Regions from separate parts of the Homo sapiens genome. Here region 1 is linked to region 2. A link is an interaction called in ENCODE POLR2A ChIA-PET data of the cell type or tissue named here. Cell type or tissue: GM12878. All regions are shown on one strand. Each heading gives the region's core, and the rest is flanking DNA. Links, peaks and the distances in the headings are about the cores only.

The links. ChIA-PET counts read pairs that join two places held together with the same protein. Peaks named below come from ENCODE experiments on the same cell type or tissue, not always from the same donor. Only the 100,000 strongest peaks of a DNase experiment are listed, where the experiment ranks them.
Region 1: POLR2A ChIA-PET joins it to region 2 with 9 read pairs; 5 of 35 experiments call an interaction of 5 or more read pairs at or near these places.

Annotation. Positions count from the first base shown.
Region 1 is chr10:17,618,992-17,629,068 of GRCh38, forward strand. No RefSeq gene overlaps it. Among named protein-coding and RNA genes, the nearest start is that of HACD1, 6.7 kb to the left of the region's middle. RefSeq lists a silencer at 3,861-4,083. In GM12878, for the core only: no CTCF peak of the experiment used is centred there; no DNase peak of the experiment used is centred there.
Region 2 is chr10:17,753,519-17,763,595 of GRCh38, forward strand. The region is part of intron 1 of TMEM236 (transmembrane protein 236); the gene reads left to right. Among named protein-coding and RNA genes, the nearest start is that of TMEM236, 6.4 kb to the left of the region's middle. In GM12878, for the core only: no CTCF peak of the experiment used is centred there; a DNase peak (open chromatin) is centred at 3,463; H3K4me3 peaks cover 879 bases.

The sequences.
Region 1 (10,077 bases), core at 1,662-6,661, 130 kb before region 2:
AGTGATTTGAGATCGCCCCATTGCACTCCAGCCTGGGTGACAGAGCGAGACTTCTTTTCGAAAAAGAATAAAAATAAAATAAAGGGAAGAAAGAAGTAAAACTGTTTGCAAATGAGAGCAATGTGTTTCCTAGAAAATCCCAGGAATCTCGAGGAATCCTAAAAAAAAAAAACCTCCTGGAACTACAAGATCAACATAACAAAAATCAATTGTTTTTCTACATGTGTACACGGAACAACTGGAAAATGAAATTTAAAATAAACCATACAACGTTAATCAGCATCCAAAAACATGAACTATATAGGCATAAATTTCACAAAATATGTGTGAGACGTATACACTGAAAATTATAAATCATTGCTCAAAACTATAAATCTCTGCTGAGAGAAATGAAAGATCTAAATAAATAGCTGTTGCCTGTTCATGAATTGGAAGACTCCATACTGTTAAATGTCAATTCTCTCCAAATCCCAGCAGATTTTTTTTTAACTTGACAAGCTAACTATAAAATTCATGCAGAGGTACATAGGAAGAAGAAAGTTGGAGCACATATACATCTGGTTTAAAGACTTACTATAAAACTAGTTTTCAACACACTGTGGTACACATAAGGTGAGACATAGAAATCAGTGAAACAGAATCAAGTCCAGGGATAGACCCATATGTATGTGGTCAATTGATTTTTATAAGAAGCTAAGGTAATTTCCATGTGGAAAATATAATCTTTTCAGTAAATGAAATGACTGGATACCCATATCAAAAAATAAATCTTACCTCACACCATAGATAAATATTAAGTTGAAATGAATGACAGACCTAATCATGAAGCTATAATTACATAATTTCTAAGAAAATACAGAACAATCTTTGTGACTTTGGGGAAGGTGAAGATTTTGGAGGTAGAAAAAAGCACTAATCATAAAAAGGAAATAAAAGACAGATTGAACTTCATCAAAATGGGAAACATCTGTGTTTTCAAGACAACATTAAAAAAGTGAAAATATTCACGACAGATGTCTCTAACAAGGAATTTGTATCTGGAACATATAATGAAAGCTTACAACTTAATAAAACAATTCAATTTTTTGAAATGAGCAAAAGATTTGAATACACACTTCACAAAGATATAGAAATGGCCAATAGCCGGCCAGGCACTGTGGCTCACGCCTGTAATCTCAGCATTTGGGGAGGCTAAGGCAGGCGGATCACCTGAGGTCAGGAGTTTGAGACCACCTTGGTCAACATGGCAAAACTCCGTCTCTACTAAAAATACAAAAATTAGCTGGGCGTAGTGGCACGCCCCTGTAATCCCAGCTACTTGGGAGTCTGAGGCAGGAGAATCACTTGAACCTGGGAGGCGGAGGTTGCAGTGAGCCGAGATGGCACCACTGCACTCCAGCCTGGGCTACAAGAGCAAAACTCCATCTCAAAAAAAAAAAGTAAAAAAGAAATGCCCAATAGCACATGCAAAAGTGCTGAATCTTATTAGTCATTTGGGAAATGCAAATTAAACCCACAATGAGATAGCACCACACAACCACTCAAGTGGCTAATATTTTAAAATGTTAGCAGGGATTGGCATTCTCATACAAGGCTAAAAAGAATACTGCTTTGGAATATAATTTGGCAATTTCTTACATCAATATACACTTACTTAGCATATGATCCAGTAATTTCACTCTTGGTATTTAACCAAGAGAAATAAAAACATATGTCTACACTAAGTCTTGAAACCAAATGTTCATAGCAGCTTTAGTAATAGTAATTCAAACTGAAAATAACTCATGTGTCCATCAATGTGTGAATGAATAAACAAATTGTAGTGTATTCATACAATGGAATATTACTCAGCAATAAAAAGGAACATACTATTGTACATGGCACATGAATGAATCTCATTAACTTTGTGCTGAGCAAAAGAAGCCAGACACAAAATATTATATAGTATATGATTACTTTTATATAAAACTCTAGAAAAGCAAAATCTAATCTAAACGGACAGAAAACAAAAAAGGTTGTTTCCTGAAGTTGGGGATTCCTGTAGGGAGACTAGACTAAGAATAAATACAGGAAAGCTTTTGTAGTAGTGTGAATGTTCACCATGTTGATTGTGGTGGTTACACAGCTCTACATATTTGTTGCAACTCATCATACCGGCCGGGTACAGTGGTTCATGCCTGTAATACCAGCACTTTGGGAGGCTGAGGTGGGCAGATCATCTGAAGTCAAGAGTTCGAGACCAGCATGGCAAACATGGTGAAACACCGTCTCTACTAAAAATACAAAAATTAGCCAGGCGTGGTGGTGCACGCCTGTAGTCCCAGCTATTCGGGAGGCTGAGGGATGAGAATCGCTTGAACCTGCAGGCAGAGGTTGCAGTGAGCCGAGATCATGCCGCTGAACTCTGGTCTGGGCAACAGAGACTCGTCTCAAAAAAAAAAAAAATCTCATCATACTGAACACATAAGATAGATTCATTTCGTTGAGTATAAATTATTAAAATTGATTTATAAATGCCATGAACACTACATATTTTAACGTGTAGAATTTATAATACTGATATGTTTAACATGAAACCCAAATGTTGTGGCAGAATGCCTTCGTATTTTGCAGTTAATAGTTTCCCTACCAAATATTCCTTTAAAGCATCGAATCTGCCACAAGATAGAACTCATTTTCACAACAGTAATGCATGTTACAAAGTTCAATGTAATAACATTTTGAAAAATAAACTTTTAAATGCCCTAAGAATAAATAATATTTCAACAGATTTATAAAATCGTCCCTATAAAATGTGAATTTACCATGTACTATGTAGAAATAGGTGATACCAAAATGAGTGAAACATGGAGCCTGTTTTCATGAAGCTAACAATTGTTATAAAATGGATAAGAATTTCATACAAATTAATATATTCTAAGATATGTTATTAACATGCCACCTCTCATGTGCCAGACACTTCAGCTGATTTAATCCACACAATCTTTTCAGGTATTACTATCCACATTTTACAAATGAGCTCATTGAAGCCTGGAGAAGTTAAGAAACTTGCCCAAGCTTCTCAGCCAATGGGCGGTGATTTTGAAGGACCACTGACTCCAAAGCCCGTGTTCTATTATGAATTGCAGAATATAATAAATTTGGAAAGAGGATTACAAAGTGCTTTGGGAGCTAAAGAGCTGTCGAAAAATGTAATTTGTTTGGAGAATCAGACAATGACTCATGCAAGAAATCACTTTTAAATGCTTAAAGAATAAGTATGATTTCAACAAATCGCAGAGGGTATTGCAGGCTGAGAGCTGATCATGAACACGGGGGCGGGAAAAACAAACAAGTTTGAGGAGAAGTGAGTCGTGCAGATTAACGAAATGTTAGAGGTATTAGAGAAGAAGGATAAAATAGATACACAGGGAGAACCACTCTATTTTAAAAGGCAGTATGAGCTTCTAAAGATTTTCAGTATGAAAACCACAGCGAAGAAACTCTGTTCTCAAAGATTAATTTGGGCCGGGCGCTGTGGGTCACCCCTATAATCTCAGCACTTTGGGAGGCTGAGGTGGGCAGATCACCTGAGGTCAGGGATTCAAGACCAGCCTGGCCAACATGGGAAACCCCGTCTTTACTAAAAATACAAAAATTAGTGAAGCGTGATGGCGTGCACCTATAATCCCAGCTACTCAGGAGGCTGAGGCGGGAGAATCGCTTGAATCTAGGAAGGAGAGGTTGCAATGAGCGGAGATGGCACCACTGCACTCCAGCCTGGGTGACAGAGTGAGACTCTGTCTCAAAAAAACAATTAATTTTGCAGCAGTGTATCAAATAAATTGGTATGAGGGGATGCAAGAAATGAGAGCTGTAGTCTAGGAGATAAGTAAGAAAGACCAGAACTGGGTGGGTGGCAATAGTCGTTGGAAAGTGGATGGTGAGGAGAACTTCAGTTTCAGCTGAAGAGCAGGATGAATAAGGAGATATCTTAAAAAAATAAAATAAAGGACCGGGCGCAGTGGCTCACGCCTGTAATCCCAGCACTTTGGGAGGCCTAGGCGGGCGGATCATGAGGTCGGGAGATCGAGACCATCCTGGCTAACACACTGAAACCCCGTCTCTACTAAAAATACAAAAAATTAGCTGGGCGTGGTGGCGGGGGCCTGTAATTCCTGCTACTCGGGAGGCTGAGGCAGGAGAATGACGTGAACCCGGAAGGCGGAGCTTGCAGTGAGCTGAGACTGGGAGACAAGCGAGACTCCGTCTCAAAAATAAATAAACAAATAAATAAAATAAAATAAAATTAGCTTTTGGGGTACAAGTGGTTTCTGGTTTCATGAATGAAGCATATAGTGGTGAAGTCTGAGATTTTAGTGCACCTGTCACCTGAGTAGTGTACGTTGTACCCAATATGTAGTTTTTTTTAATCCCTCAACGCCCTCCCCACCTCCCTGCTTCTGAGTCTCCACTGTTCACTACACCACTCTGTGTGCCTTTGCATACCTATAGCTTAGCTCCCAATGATGAGTGAGAATATATGGTATTTGGTTTTCCATTCCTGGGTTGCTTCACTTAGAATAATGGCCTCCAGCTCCATCCAAGTTGCTGCAAAAGACATGAATAAGGAGATATATTAAGATAACAAGAGAATGAAAATAAGATTTTATTCGTTGTTTTTTATTTGCCGAAGGTGTCATGAAAGAGGGAGAGATTGATTATCTATTTGGAATGGGCTATTTTATGAAGCAAGATGGCTCCGACAGTGGAATGATGAGGGATTAAGAAGATGGATGAAAAGATTAGGGTTTTGTTTTTGTTTTTGTTTTTGACACGAAGTCTCACTCGTCTCCAAGGCTGGAGTGCAGTGGCATGATCTCGGCTCACTGCAACATCTGCCTCATGGGTCCAGCGATTCTCCCGATTAGCTGGGATTCCAGGCACCCACCACCACATCCAGCTAATTTTTGTATTTTTAGTAGAGATGGGTTTTTGCCATGTTGGCCAGATTGGTCTCAAATTCCTGATCTCAGGTGATCCACCTGCCTCGCCCTCCCAAAGTGTTAGGATTACAGGCATGAGCCACCACACCTGGCTGGATTAGATTTCAAAAAGAGAAAAAAATCCTTCTTTCTCAGACAGGAATAAAGAAAATGGAGATAGAGATATTTTGAGGTAGGGAAAAGAAAGTTGAGGTAGGTAGCTCCACTGAGGGTAAGGTGTCCTGAGGGCAAATAAGGTTTGGAATGGCACCTCATATATAACTTTATTTTACTTCTCAAAACATCATATTATTTTCCCAGTCTAAGGAATAGCCCTTGCCTTTAGAACAAAGGCATTGAGAGCTCTCTTTTATAACCTAAGCCCATAGAGGCCAATGGAATATTACCTCCTAGTCCATGCCATGGAAATCCTCTGATCCAGCCAGGCAGGTCTGTTCCCTGTCCAAAAAGTGACCTAGAGAGACTTTAATCCAAATCTCCTTTCTGTTCACCCTCCCTAACCTGTTGTTTTCCCTTCCCAACTGCTCCCCAAGCTGCTGTTTTCCCTTATACAAACAAGAATGTTTTGAAAATCTCATTCATTCTTCAAAGATGTTTCAAATCCCAATTCTTTTAAGTGTCTTTCCCTGACCACTTAAATGTACATTAAATTCTCCAACAGTTTGTAGTGATAATGTGTCGTTTCTTTTGGCATTTCATTGTACATCATTTTCTGCTTTTCCAACAGTTTGTAGTGACACAAATAGTTTGTAGTGATACCAATAGTTTGTAGTGATAATGTATCGTTTCTTTTGGCATTTAATTGTATATCATTTTCTGCTTTTCCTTAATTTACACTTGTGTATGTTTTGTCTATGAAGAAGAAATGCATATGAGAGATCACAAACTATATTTTTAAAAATCCTTCTCAAAAACCCATTAGTGTTTTGCAATTTTGAACAGCTTTGTGGAGTTATAAATGACATAGAACAAACTGCATATATTTAAAGTATACCATTTAATAAGTTTTGACGAATGTGTCCTCTGTGAAACTTTCACCACAATCAAGACAGAGAACATATCCATCACCTGGAAAAGTGTCCTCCTGCCCTTTTGTAATCCCCACCTCCTCCCCTGGCAACCACTCATCTGCTTTCTATCACTGCAGAGTAGTTTGCATTTGCAAGAAGGTTGTATAAATAGAATCATACAAGACGTACTCTTTGTTGACTTTGTTTTTTTGTTCACTTGGGGTAATTACTCTGAGCTGGTCCTTGGCTGGCCCATGGGCATGTGATCTGTGTAGTCCATAGAGTCTTGCACTGACAAGGGCTCTGTGCTTGTTTGGGCTGGGCACAGTGCCTCATGACTGTAATCCCAGCACTTTGGGAGGCCAAGGCAGGAAGATCACGAGGTCAGGAAATCGAGACCATCCTGGCTAACACGATGAAATCCCGTCTCTACTAAAAATACAAAAAATTAGCCGGGTGTGGTGGCACACGCCTGTAGTCCCAGCTACATGGGAGGCTGAGGCAGGAGAATCCCTTCAACCCAGGAGGTGGAGCTTGCAGTGAGCCGAGATAGCACCACTGCACTCCAGACTGGGTGAGAGAGTGAGACTCTGTCTCAGGAAAAAAAAAAAGAGAAAGCCTCCCTGGTTTTTTGAATGCTCCACTGTCTTTGTTTTTGAAGTTCTTAATGCTTTGTGAACAAGAAGACCTACATTTTCCTTTTGCACTGGGCCCCACACATTATATTGCTGATCCTGAAATAGAGATTCATCCATATGTGTGCATAGATTAACAGTTTATTTTGTTTTATTGCTGAGCAGTTATTCCATCGTATGGATATCCTACAATTTGTTTATCCATTCATTCACCAAAAGCATTTGGGTTTTTTTCCAGTTACAAATAAAGGATCCATGAACATTTGTGTACCAGCCTATATAAAGATATGCTTTCAAGCTGGGCATAGTGGCTCATGCATATAGTCCCAGCACTTTGAGAGGCCAGGGTTAGAGGATAGCTTGAGGCCAGGAATTTGAGGCCAGGCTGGGCAACATAGCAATACCCTATCTTAAAAAAAAAAAAAAAGATACGCCTTCATTTCTTTTAGGTAAATACTGAAACACAGAACGACTGAGTAACATAGTAAGTGTATGCCTAACTTTTTAAGAAACCACACTGTTTTCTAACTTTTTTTTTTTTTGAGACGGAGTCTCGCTCTGTCATCCAGGCTGGAGTGCAGTGGTGCGATCTCTGCTCACTGCAAGCTCCGCCTTCCAGGTTCACCCATTCTTCTGCCTCAGCCTCCCGAGTAGCTGGGATTACAGGCGCCGTCAACCATGCCTGGCTAATTTTTTGTATTTTTAGTAGAGATGGTGTTTCGCCATGTTAGCCAGGATGGTCTCGATCTCCTGACCTCGTGATTCACCTGCCTCGGCCTCCCAAAGTGCTGGGATTACAGGCATGAGCCACCGCACCTGGCCTGTTTTCTAATTTTTTAAAGAGATTTACAAATTTTTTACTTTTTGCACAAAGAGTTAGCATGGTTTCTTTCATGGGATGGATGACCTGGATAATCCATTCAAGGAAGTTCCCTTAGTACAACTTAATGAAACCTATATCCTTTGCATACTGGGGAACATATTGAAGCTGTATTTTTGGATCACATCATGCTGGTTTGAGCAAGAACCCTGGCCAGTTTCACAGGTGGCTCTAGTATAGCTGCTGGAGACCCATCTTGCCCTTAAGAGTAAGAGGTGAAAGGAAACAGCTAGCACATACATGCACTTCTCAAATTTTTCCAGTTTTTCTAAAGTGGTTGCACCATTTTACATTCCCATCAGCTGTGTAGGAGAGTTTCAGTTGCTCCACATCCTAGTCAACACTTGGTGTAGTCAGTCTTCGAAATTTTAGACATTCTAATAGGTGTATTATTTCATTGTGGTTTTAATTTTCACTTCCCTAATGACTAATTATGCTGTTGCTTTTCATGTGCTTATTTGTCAGTTGTATATTTTCCTTGGTATAGTTACTGTTCAAATCTGCCCAATTTTTTTTTCTTTCTTTTTTTTTTTTTTTTAGACAGGGTCTCACTCTGTCACCCAGGCTGGCGTGCAGTGGCACGATCTCAGTTCCATCTCCCGGGTTCAAGTGATTCTCGTGTCTCAGCCTCCCAAGTAGCTGGGATTACAGGTGCAAGCCACCATACCCAGCTAATTTTTTTTTTTTTTGAGACAGAGTCTCGCTCTGTTGCCCAGGCTGGAGTGCAATGGTGTGGTCTCCGCTCACTGCAACCTCTGCCTCCCGGGTTCAAGCGATTCTCCTCTCTCAGCCTCCCAAGTAGCTGGGATTACAGGTGCAAGCTACCATACCCAGCTAATTTTTTTTTTTGAGACAGTGTCTCGCTGTGTTGCTCAGGCTGGAGTGCAGTGGTGTGGTCTCGGCTCACTGCAACCTCTGCCTCCCAGGTTCAAGCGATTATCCTGTCTCAGCCTCCCAAATAGCTGGGATTACAGGTGCCTGCTACGACACCTGGCTAATTTTTTTGTATTTTTAGTGGAGATGGGGTTTCGCCATGTTGGCCAGGCTGGTCTCGAACTCCTGACTTCGTGATCTGCCCACCTTGGCCTCCCAAAGCGCTGGGATTTACAGGAGTGAGCCACCACAACTCTGCCTGTTGCTGAATTTTGTGGTGTATTAATTGCTTTCTTTAATTATTAAGTTTTGAGACTACTATATATTTTCTAGGTAAAAATCTTTTATCAGATATATGATTTGCAAATATTTTTTCCCAGTTCATGGGAGAATTTTTATTTATTTATTTTTTTAGAAACAGAGTCTCACTGTGTTGCCCAGGCCAGTCTTGAATTCCTGAGCTCAAGCAATCCTCCCACTAAAGTGCTGTGATTCCAGGCATGAGCCAGTGGGAGAATTTTCTTGACAGTACTTTTCACAGGGCAGAAGTTATTAATTTCGATGAAGTTCTGTTTGTCAATTTTTTTCTTTGAAGGATTGAGTTTGTATTGTTATATCTAGGAAATTATTGCCTAACCCAAGGTAACAAAGGTTTTGTACTATTTTCTTCTGGAAATTTAATATTTGAGGTTTTTATTTGGGTCTATGATCCATTTTGAGTTAATTTTTGTATATGATACAAGGTATGAAATGAGGTTCATATTTTTGCTTATAAATATCCAAGTGTTCCAGGGCCATTTGTTGAAAACCTATCTTTTCTCTGCTGAATTGCTTCTTTACCTTGTCAAAAATCAGTTGTCCATTTACGTATGAATATATTTCTGTTAGGTCTATTCTGTTCTACTGATCTTCTTGTCTGTCTTTATGCCAGTACCATGTTGTCTTGATTGCCATAGCTTTATAACAAATCTTTTTTTTTTTTTTAATTTATTATTTTATTGATAATTCTTGGGTGTTTCTCACAGAGGGGGATTTGGCAGGGTCATGGGACAATAGTGGAGGGAAGGTCAGCAGATAAACAAGTGAACAAAGGTCTCTGGTTTTCCTAGGCAGAGGACCCTGCGGCCTTCCGCAGTGTTTGTGTCCCTGATTACTTGAGATTAGGGATTGTTGATGACTCTTAACGAGCATGCTGCCTTCAAGCATCTGTTTAACAAAGCACATCTTGCACCGCCCTTAATCCATTTAACTCTGAGTGGACACAGCACATGTTTCAGAGAGAGGGTTGGGGGTAAGGTCACAGATCAACAGGATCCCAAGGCAGAGGAATTTTTCTTAGTGCAGAACAAAATGAAAAGTCTCCCATGTCTACTTCTTTCTACACAGACACGGCAACCATCCGATTTCTCAATCTTTTCCCCACCTTTCCCGCCTTTCTATTCCACAAAGCCGCCATTGTCATCCTGGCCCGTTCTCAATGAGCTGTTGGGCACACCTCCCAGACGGGATGGTGGCCGGGCAGAGGGGCTCCTCACTTCCCAGTAGGGGCGGCCGGGCAGAGGCGCCCCTCACCTCCCGGACGGGGCGGCTGGCCGGGCAGGGGGGCTGACCCCCCCACCTCCCTCCCGGACGGGGCGGCTGGCCGGGCGGGGGGCTGACCCCCCCACCTCCCTCCCGGACGGGGCGGCTGGCTG
Region 2 (10,077 bases), core at 859-5,858:
TTAGTTTGCTAAAAGTAATGGCCTCCAGCTCCATCCATGTCCCTGCAAAGGACATGATCTTGTTCTTTTTCATGATTGCATAGCATTCGATAAAGTATATATGCCACATTTTCTTTATCCATTCTATCACTGATGGGCATTTAGGTTGGTTTCCTGTCTTTGCCATTGTGAATAGTACTGCAACGAACATACGGGTGCATGTGTCTGTATAATAGAATGATTTATATTCCTTTGGGTATATACCCAGTATTGAAATTGCTGAGTCGAATGGTATTTCTGTCTTTAGGTCTTTGAGGAATCACCACACTGTCTTCCACAATGGTTAAACTAATTTAGACTCCCACTAACAGTGTATAAGTATTCCTGAAAGATATGTTCTAACATACTGTGGGTAAGGATGTGAGCAGAGCGTAAGGATAGAATGTGACATTAATGGGAGGCTACAATTACTGCTTCTGTGAATGTATGGATATTATGGTATCTTCCTTAATTTTTCTACAGTCATTTATACTGAGTGATAATAACACATGAGATGGGTTAGTAAGACTGGAGTTTGTGCCAGTTCATGCTATTCTAAGTAGTAAATGTTGGACTTAATTCTCCTGGACACTAAATTACATAAACTTATCGGAGTGAGCTTACACAACTCATAATCAGAAGATGGTAATGTAGAATTTTAATTTTGCGTAAAACTGAAAGTAATGTCTATTTTTAATTATTTACATTGCATTTTGCAGGCTTACGTCATACTTTGACCATTAACTACGACTTTTAAAACAACTGGTTCCTTTAGACTTTTTATTTACTTATTTTTTATTTTGAGACTGGGTGTGGCTCTGTTGCCCAGGTTGGAGTGCAGTGGCGTGATCATTGCTCACAGCAGCCTCAACCTCCCCAGGGGGCTCAGGTGATCCTCCTACCTCGACCTCCTGAGTAGCTGGGACTACAGGTGCACACCACCACACCCGGCTACTTTTTTTGTGTTTTTTATAAAGATGAGGTTTTGCCACATTGCTCAGGCTGGTTCCAAACTCCTGGGCTCAAACAATCCACCCGTCTTGGCCTCCCAAAGTGCTGAGATTACAGGCGTGAGCTGCCAAAGCTGGCCTACTTAGACTTTAAAAATAAATAATTTACTGTGTTGGTAAATTCTGTTACCCTTGTAGGGGAGGAAAGTACTTCAATAACAATACAGAGATATTTTAAATAAATCAGGATTTAATGTTAATTTAACTAGCAGTTTAGCTAATGGGTATACTGATCCACATAAGGGTATTGAGAACAAATAGTCTCTGATATTAATGTATTTTTCCTTTTAGATCTTCAGATCTGATTCTTACTCATCTTGGACTTCTCTCTTTTCTTTAATAAGTTAATATAAGCTAATTTTTCTTTCATACTGATGTTTTATTTATTTATTTATTTATTTATTTATTTGAGACAGAGTTTCACTCTTATTGTCCAGGCTGGAGTGCAGTGGCACGATCTCAGCTCACTGCAACTTCCGCCTCCTGGGTTCAAGCAATTATCCTGCCTCAGCCTCCTGAGTTGCTGGGATTACAGGGTCCTGCCACCACTCCCGGCTAATGTTTTTTTTTTTTTTTGTATTTTTAATAGAGACAGGGTTTCTTCATGTTGGCCATGCTGGTCTTGAATTCCTGACCTCAGGTGATCTGCCTGCCTCGGCCTCCCAAAGTGCTGGGATTATAGGCATAAGCCACTGCTCCCGGCCGATGTTTTATTTTGAAAGCGAATGACATAGAACACATGTGAAAAGTGAGGCACTGGGAATTTGCACATCCACGCAAGGGCAGAAATGTAAAAATAATAGACTCTGCAATAGAGCTAGAAATACCATTGCTGAGGTTGGGAGGATGCTGATGGAGAGCTGACATGTGAAGTTCATGGTGCTGTCTTTAGGTACCGATCCCAGATGTGGCTACTTCTGCGAACCTTGCCAGGAGACTTTCATTTTCCCGAAAGCAGGGGTCTTAAGGGGTTTCTGGAAATAAAGCATTATGTTGTTGGCACTGCTTTTATCAGTAGGGTTTAGGGGCTTTCCAAACCTTGACCAGAGCCCCAGGGTCACCTAAGGGGTAGCTTGGAGCTGGGCTTGACCCTCCACCTCTCACACCCTGTAGGGGTGGCTTTGACTGTCCAAGATTCCTGGCTGGGTTGGAATTTTGAGGGAATGGTGGAAGGTTCAAATGACAACAGGAATAAACCAATGGGAAACTGGCCCACCACAGCCCAGGAAGAAGCTCTTGGGTTTTTTTGTATTTTGGTTTTTTGTTTTCACATTGACTCAAATCCCTAAGACTCTAGATTCTGAATGTCATTTAGGCAGCAAACCTTCCCATATAACTTACTGTTATTATTATTAGGCTATAATTGATTCTTTATAGATCACTGATTATGTGCCATGTAAGTACTGATATGAGGTGGTACAGAAACACGTACTTCATAGGCCAGGCACAGTGGCTTACACCTTTAATCCCAACACTTTGGGAGGCCAAGGTGGGAGGATTGATTGAAGCCCAGAGTTAGAGATCAGCCTGGGCAACATAGTGAGACCTCGTCTCTACAAAACATTACAAAATCAGCAGGATGTGGTGGTGCACGCCTGTAGTCCCAGCTATTCAAGAGGTTGGCTTGAGCCCAGGAGTTTGAGCCTGCAGTGATCTATGATTGTGCCACTGCACTCTAGCCTGGGTGACAGATGGAGACCCCCAACTCTGAAAAACAAAAAGACAGAGAAATATCTACTTCACCTCATAAAGTATTTTTTTTCTTTTTGAGATGGAGTCTAGCTCTGTTGCCCAGGCTGGAGTGCAGAGGAGCGATCTAGGCTCCCTGTACCTCTGCCTCCCAGGTTCACACGATTCTCTTGCCTCAGCCTCCTGAGTAGTGGGGATTACAGTTGTGCACGACCACACCCGACTAATTTTTGTATTTTTAGTAGAGATGGATTTTCCCCATGTTGGCCAGGCTGGTCTCGAACTCCTGACCTCAAGTGATCTGCCCGCCTCAGCCTCCCAAAGTGCTGGGATTACGGGCATGAACCACTGTGCCCAGCCTAAAGTAGAATTTTTATGAGTTTATCGTTATTATTGCCTAGAGAAAATTGCCGATTAGAGAGTTTCAGCAGCTCTCCCAAAGTCAGTGAACTAGACAGAGTGGAAGAGGCAGACTTTGGACCTAGGTCTACCTGACTCCATAATGGGTACTTCTAGCCACTGTCCCAAACTGCCTCTTTGAAGGACAAGGTCCCATTCTCCTGGGGCAATTGAGAGTTAAGGAACAGAGTAGGCTTTTGTTTCTGCCCCTTAGTGCATGTGGTATACCAGTCATCTCTGGTGTCTGTTCAGATTTCATGTTGTGCATCTGGCTCAGGTACCTCCCCTGTGCTAAAGTGTTTCGGGTTGTCATGACTACATCTCTCAGTGATTTCTTTTGGGAAATACACTTCCAGTCTTTAGTTTCTGTTTTGCCGGTGTTGCTGGCCACACGTGTTTTAAATAGTGTTTAGACAGTGGACAGGTTATCTGTAATTTCAGTGAAACTGAAACTGTTTCCTTCTGGCCACATTCGTGAGCATTATCATATAGTTATCTTTTACTGGCATAGAAGAGAAGCAGCCACTGAGCACTGTTCTAGGAGCTTTACACCTTCTGTACTGTTAAGTTTAAACTTTACAACAACTCAGCGAAGTGTACATGCTAAAGTTCTCATTTTATAGACAAAGAAACTGAAACTTGAAGTAATTAACTTTGTCAACTGATAAAGCTAGCAAGTGGAGCCAGGCATGGTAGCTCCTGCCTGTAATCCCAAGACTTTGAGAGGCTTAGGTGTGAGGATCGCTTGAGCACAGGAGTTCAAGACCAGCCTAGGCAACGTAGTGAGACCCTGTCTCTACAAAAAAATTAAAAAATTAGCCAGGCATGGTGGTACGTGACTGTAGTCTCAGCTGCTCTGGGAGCTAAAGGGGGACGATCACTTGAGCCCTGGAGATCAAGGCTGCAGTGTGTTGAGATCATGCCACTGCACTCTAGCCTGGGTCACACAGCAAAACCCTGTCTCAAAAAAAAAAAAAAAAGCTATGTAATGGGGGAGCTAGGATTTGTGAGCCTAGGTCTGTCTGATTCCATACAATTTCCTGTATCTCATACAATTTTCTTTTCCTTTATTTTTTCTGACTTTGAATGCCAGGTGTGTTTCAAGAAAAATGCAATGCTTTTTTTGTTTATTTGTTTTGTTTTGTGTTTTTTGAGATGAAGTCTTACTCTGTTGCCCAGGCTAGAATGCAGTGGCATGATATCCGCTCACTGCAACCTCCACCTCTGGGGTTTAAGCTATTGTCTCATCTCAGCCTCCTGAGTAGCTGGGATTACAGGTGTGCGCCACCACGCCTGGCTAATTTTTTTATTTTTAGTAGAGGCACAGTTTCACCATATTGGCCAGGCTAGTCTCCAACTCCTGACCTCAAGTGATCCGCCCACTTTGGTCTCCCAAAGTGCTGGGATTACAGGCGTAAGCCACCAGGTGCAGCCAGAAAAATGCAGTGCTTTTAATGTCATTAACATAATTTCACCCAGAGTGCATTTGGCTCTTATAATATATGGGGTAATATATAGGGTGTCATGTCTTGATTGCTACATGAAGATGATGCAAAAATAATTGCTACTAGACAAAGTAAGGATTGAGCATATGAATTATTTTTGAGGAATAGTCAAATAGTTGTTTATGTGAAATTTCATAGACCCTGAACATTCATGATTTGATGTTGATGAGGCTTATCTGAGAGCTTCCCTGAAGGTCCAGGCTGGTGTCATGAGCCCTGTGAGGCTGGTCTTCAGGAGAGAGTGAGTCATCAGTCAGTAAATGGTGTGCCCCAGGAATATATGTAAAGGAAAACTGGCCTGGATTCAAATCCTAGCCTTGACATTGACCATGAAACCTTATGTGAGTTATTTGAATTCTTTGAGCCTTAATTTTTTCGTGAGCAAAACAGAGACAACTTAGTTTCTTTCTTGGAGTGCTGTTTTAAGAAATTTCATAAGATCATGCGTGTAAAGTTCCTAGCATAGCAACTGGTCTGTAGTAATCATTCATTGAATATAAGTGTTATGACCTCAAACTGAATTTACTATTTTCATTAAAAATGTGATCGTGTTAAATCTTCAGAATGACTCTGAAAAGTGGTAGAAGTGGCAATAAAACTGAAGGAAAATATATCCTGTGAGTAATATTCCTCGATTTTGGAGAATTTTGTAGGTTTCTTTTATTCTTTGAGAAGAATGAACACCAGAATGGTGAGATCATTAGTATCTCAGAAATGTTTTACATTAACAGAGGTATTATGTGTTATTTTATGTCATATTTATGTTTTATTATGTTATGGTTTTCATTTCATGTTCTCACTAGGCCTCCATGCCAGTGTTGTAAAGTTGACCAAGCAGACATAATTCCCATTTTATGAGGGAGGAAACAATTTCAGAGAGCTTAAAATGTACTGGAGGCTGAACTTTAATCCAGTACTTTCCCCTTCTCTCATTAACACTTCCTGATTTTTCTGGAATTATGGCTCCATTCTAGGGATGCCTGCCAGAATTCATAATAAACAAGTGAGATGGTTGGGGGAATGAAGAAAGCTATTTATATACACACCAAACTGTGTATTCCAGGAAATAAGAGAGTTATTTTCCTGGAATATCAGTAGATGTGTGATAACATTGAGCTACAAGGCTAGCCTGAAACTGGAGCAGATCTTCATTGAGAAGGTACATTGGCAGTAGGATAATCCTAGAATATTTGTGGAGGTTCCCAGACTGTCTTGGGACCTAGAGCTATATTTTGGGTGTTCTTTTGAGTCCTTTGGAGTACAATTAATTCAGACTATGAACACGTCAGGAATCCTGGGCAGGGCAAGTTTAAAAGACCATTTTGGGCAACATTTTACCTGGCTTAAGGTTTTAACATATTCCATGAGATTTTGCTCTTGATCTGCTTTAGGTAACGGTGGTGGTGATCATAGTAGTAGTAGCTGTTGTAGTTGCAGTAAAGTAAGAGCAAATATTTATTGAGCAAGTACTATGTACCAGGCATAATTTTAAACACATTGTCTGTATTATTTTAGTTGATTTGCGAATCTTGATATGCAAGAACAATGATAGTCTCCCCTTTAGAAATGAGGAGATTGAGGCACAGGAGTTAGAAGATCACAGAGCCAATGAGTAGTTGAGTCAAGACTGCCCCAAGGGGACCATCCTGGCTAACACGGTGAAACCCCGTCTCTACTAAAAATACAGAAAAATGAGCCGGGCGTGGTGGTGGACGCCTGTATAGTCCCAGCTACTCGGGAGGCTGAGGCAGGAGAATGGCGTGAACCCGGGAGGCGGAGCTTGCAGTGAGCCGAGATAGCGCCGCTGCAGTCCGGCCTGGACGAAAGAGCGAGACTCCGTCTCAAAAAAAAAAAAAAAAAAAAAAAAAAAAAGATTGCCCCGAGGGAGCCTTGAGCACCTCACTGCTCCGCGCTGGCCCTGACAACTGAAACACACAGCACTAGTGACATCTGTGCACTGCTGGACACACGGGCTAACCTGAAGGAAATGGAACTCACCTTTCAGCACCTCTGAGAGATCATTAATTGGTAAGACCCCATTAACTAAACACTGCTGCTTACCAGTTACTTCTCAGAACACTCCAGTTTCTCTTAGTGAATCTGTTATCTACCATGTTTAACATTTTCTCATAGATTTATTGACTATTTGTATTTTCTAAAAATCATATATTTTTGTCCTTGATCTCTTTTTCTGTTGGTATGTCCATTTTTTTTTTTTGCTACTGATTTACGAGTTCTGTAAACATTAAGGATGTTCATTTGCTTAAATTGCACAAGATCATCAAACAATAAGTATGTTGAATTTGATGTAGCATACATTTCAGAGTTATCATTAGTCTTTTAATTTTACTTTGGTGTTTTTGATATGGAGAATTTTTATTTTTCACGTAGTTTAAGCTATCCACATTTCCTTTACAGTTTGGTCTTGGGCATTATACATGAAAAAGATCAATAATTTTGTCATAGTTGACTGCAGGCTTTATCTTCCTTGCCCTACTATATCCAGTGTATTAGTCTGTTCTCATGCTGGTAATAAAGACATACCTGAGACTGGGTAATTTATAAAGGAAAGAGGTTTGATGGACTCACAGTTCCACATCGCTGGGGAGGCCTCACAATAATGGCTGAAGGCAAATAAGGAGTAAAGTCATGTCTTACATGGCAGCAGGCAAGAGTGCATGTGCAGGGCAACTCCCCTTTATAAAACCATCAGATCCGTGAAACGTATTCACTGTCACAAGAACAGCACAGGAAAGACCCGCCCCCATTATTCAATTACCTCCCACCAGGTCCCTCCCATGACATGTGGGAATTCTGGGAGCTACAATTCAAGATGAGATTTGGGTAGAGACCCAGCCAAGCCGTATCACACTGTAAACCAGCACGAGCTTATTTACTTTTTCTTTTCTCTCCTTATCCTATGCAGGAAGTCACCACATTCTGGTAATTCTTCCTCTTCCTCTCTCTTGCATCAGCTCCTTGTTCTCCATGGCTGTTTCTCTCATCCCAATTAGGCCCTTATTTCCAGACCATCAAAACTTGAGTTTCTGACGTGGTCCCCCAAATTTTCATATATTCAAATCCAGTGTCAGACCTGATTCGTCCTGATTGTTTCTGTTCAAGGAAAAATGAAGACCATTTCATTAACTAACGTTTGGGCTCTGGCAACCTTCACCCACTGGTCTTCTTGCCTCTTGCTTCTTTTCTCCCCCCTGCATTCCCTCCCAGTCCTTGTCAATAAGGTAATTCTCTCCTTAAAAAAAGTTTTCTGGGCCAGGCGTGCTGGTTCACACCTGTAATCCTAGCACTTTGGGAGGCCGAGGCGGATGGATCACTTGAGGTCTGGAGTTCAAAACCAGCCTGGCCAACATGGTGGAACCCCATCTCTACTAAAAAATACAAAAGTTAGCTGGGTGTGGTGGCTCATGCCTGTAGTCCCCGGTACTCAGGAGGCTGAGGCAGGAGAATCGCTGGAACCCGGGAGGCAGAGTTTGCAGTGAGCTGAGATCGTGCCACTGCACTCCAGCCTGGGTGACAGAGTGAGACTATGTCTCAAAAAAAAAAAAAAAAAAGAAAAGGAAGTTTTCTGTATCTCAGCCGCACCCCTTAAAAATCTCCTCTTCCCCTTGCTTGTAAATCAAATATTGACATTATTCCACAGAATCCTGGAGCTGGGCAAACTCTTACTGTTCGTCTTCAAAATGATTTCTCACAATACAAATACCTCTGATTCTACAGAGAACTCACTACTTTCTGTGGCTCTTCGTAGAACAGCCTTCTTTATTACCTTGTGTTGAAACAATACCTATCACTATATAGCTCTCTTTCTCATCCACTTTGTAGACTTCACCTCCTCTGCCCTTTCTTTCTCCATGGCCAGGAGCTGTCACATTACTGCCTAATTCCCCATTTCTATTGCTTTTTGAACACTCCCATCAGCTCGCATAATATAAACTGCCACTTGTATGGTGACAGCTCCCCAAATTGTGTCTCCAGGGGTGACTTCTCTGAGCTTACTGTATCCTTGTTAAATTTTTGCAACATTTGAAGGCAGTGGCATCATTCTGCCATCTCAACCACGCCACATCTCAGTCTGCTAAGTTTTCTCTTCTCCAATGGGCAGAGTTCCATCAACCATTCCTATCCCATGATTTCTGGACCTTTGACTCTTTTGAAAGTCTCCTTGGGATGCTGGCTGGATTTTTAATGCCTCGATATTATCTCAGTGACACCCTGATGTCCTCTTGATGTGGCTACTGACTTCGTGTATTGATATAATGCAATTGGCTTCCACTGCAATGATGTCACCTATTTCATAACAGAGTGTATGATTGACTAAACCTAGTTTTACTAGAAATCCTCTGGGTTAATAGTGATCCATGAGTCTGCTCTATGGGTTTGTTTAAATAGGTATATATTTACCTATCTGAATTTCATATATATATATATATATATATATATATATATATATATATATATACACACATACATATATATATATATTTAGGTTTTATTATATATAAATATATATATTTAGGTTTTTGTCGAGACAGGGTCTTGCTCTGTCACCCGGGTTGGAGTGCAGTGGCATGATCATAGCTCACTCCAGCCTCAACTTCCCAGGCTCAAGTGATCCTCCCTGAGTAGCTGGGCTACAGGTGTGCACTATGACACCTGACTAATTTTTAAATTTCCTGTAGAGACAGGATTTGCTAGGTTGCCCGGCTGGTCTCGAACTCCTGAACTCAGGCAATCCATCTGCCTCGGCCTCCCAAAGTGCTTGGATTATAGACATGAGCCACCATGCCCAGCCTCCCTACACGAATTCTTCATGTTAGCCAGCATTATTTCCAGGCTACTGCAGGTACAAGCCTTTGTGCTCAGGTACTGCCTCCATCCTCAGGGACTCTGTAGTCCACTGTGGAGTCTGGATAGTTGCATATGAAGAAACTAGAAAATGATATAAACCAATTTATAACAAACCACCAAATTTTATGTGACCCACCACTAGTCCTTTAATATCCCAGAGAAGAGCATCATCAAAACTTAGTGCTTACTGGGCACAGACTTGGTAGGCTGAGGCAAGAAGATTGCTTGAGAGCAGGAGTTTGAGACCACCCTGGGCAACACAGCGAGACCCTGTCTCTACAGGACGTTAAAAAAAAAGTTACCTGGGCATGGTGGTGCATGACTGTAGTCTCTGTTACTTGGGAGGCTGAGGTGGGAGGATCACTTGAGGCCAGGAGTTTGAAACCAGCTTCAGCAACATAGCAAGACCCTGTCTTTCTATTAAAAAAAGAAAAGAAAACCCTCAATGCTGACAGTAAGGGAGATGTCCTATTTGATTCATCCTTCCTACCCATCCCTTTCTACCCTGCCCCATCAGCCCACTACAGTGCCTTGAAGTCAGCAGCTTTTTAGCACATGTGGTTTATGGACTCAGGCTTATTAGAAAA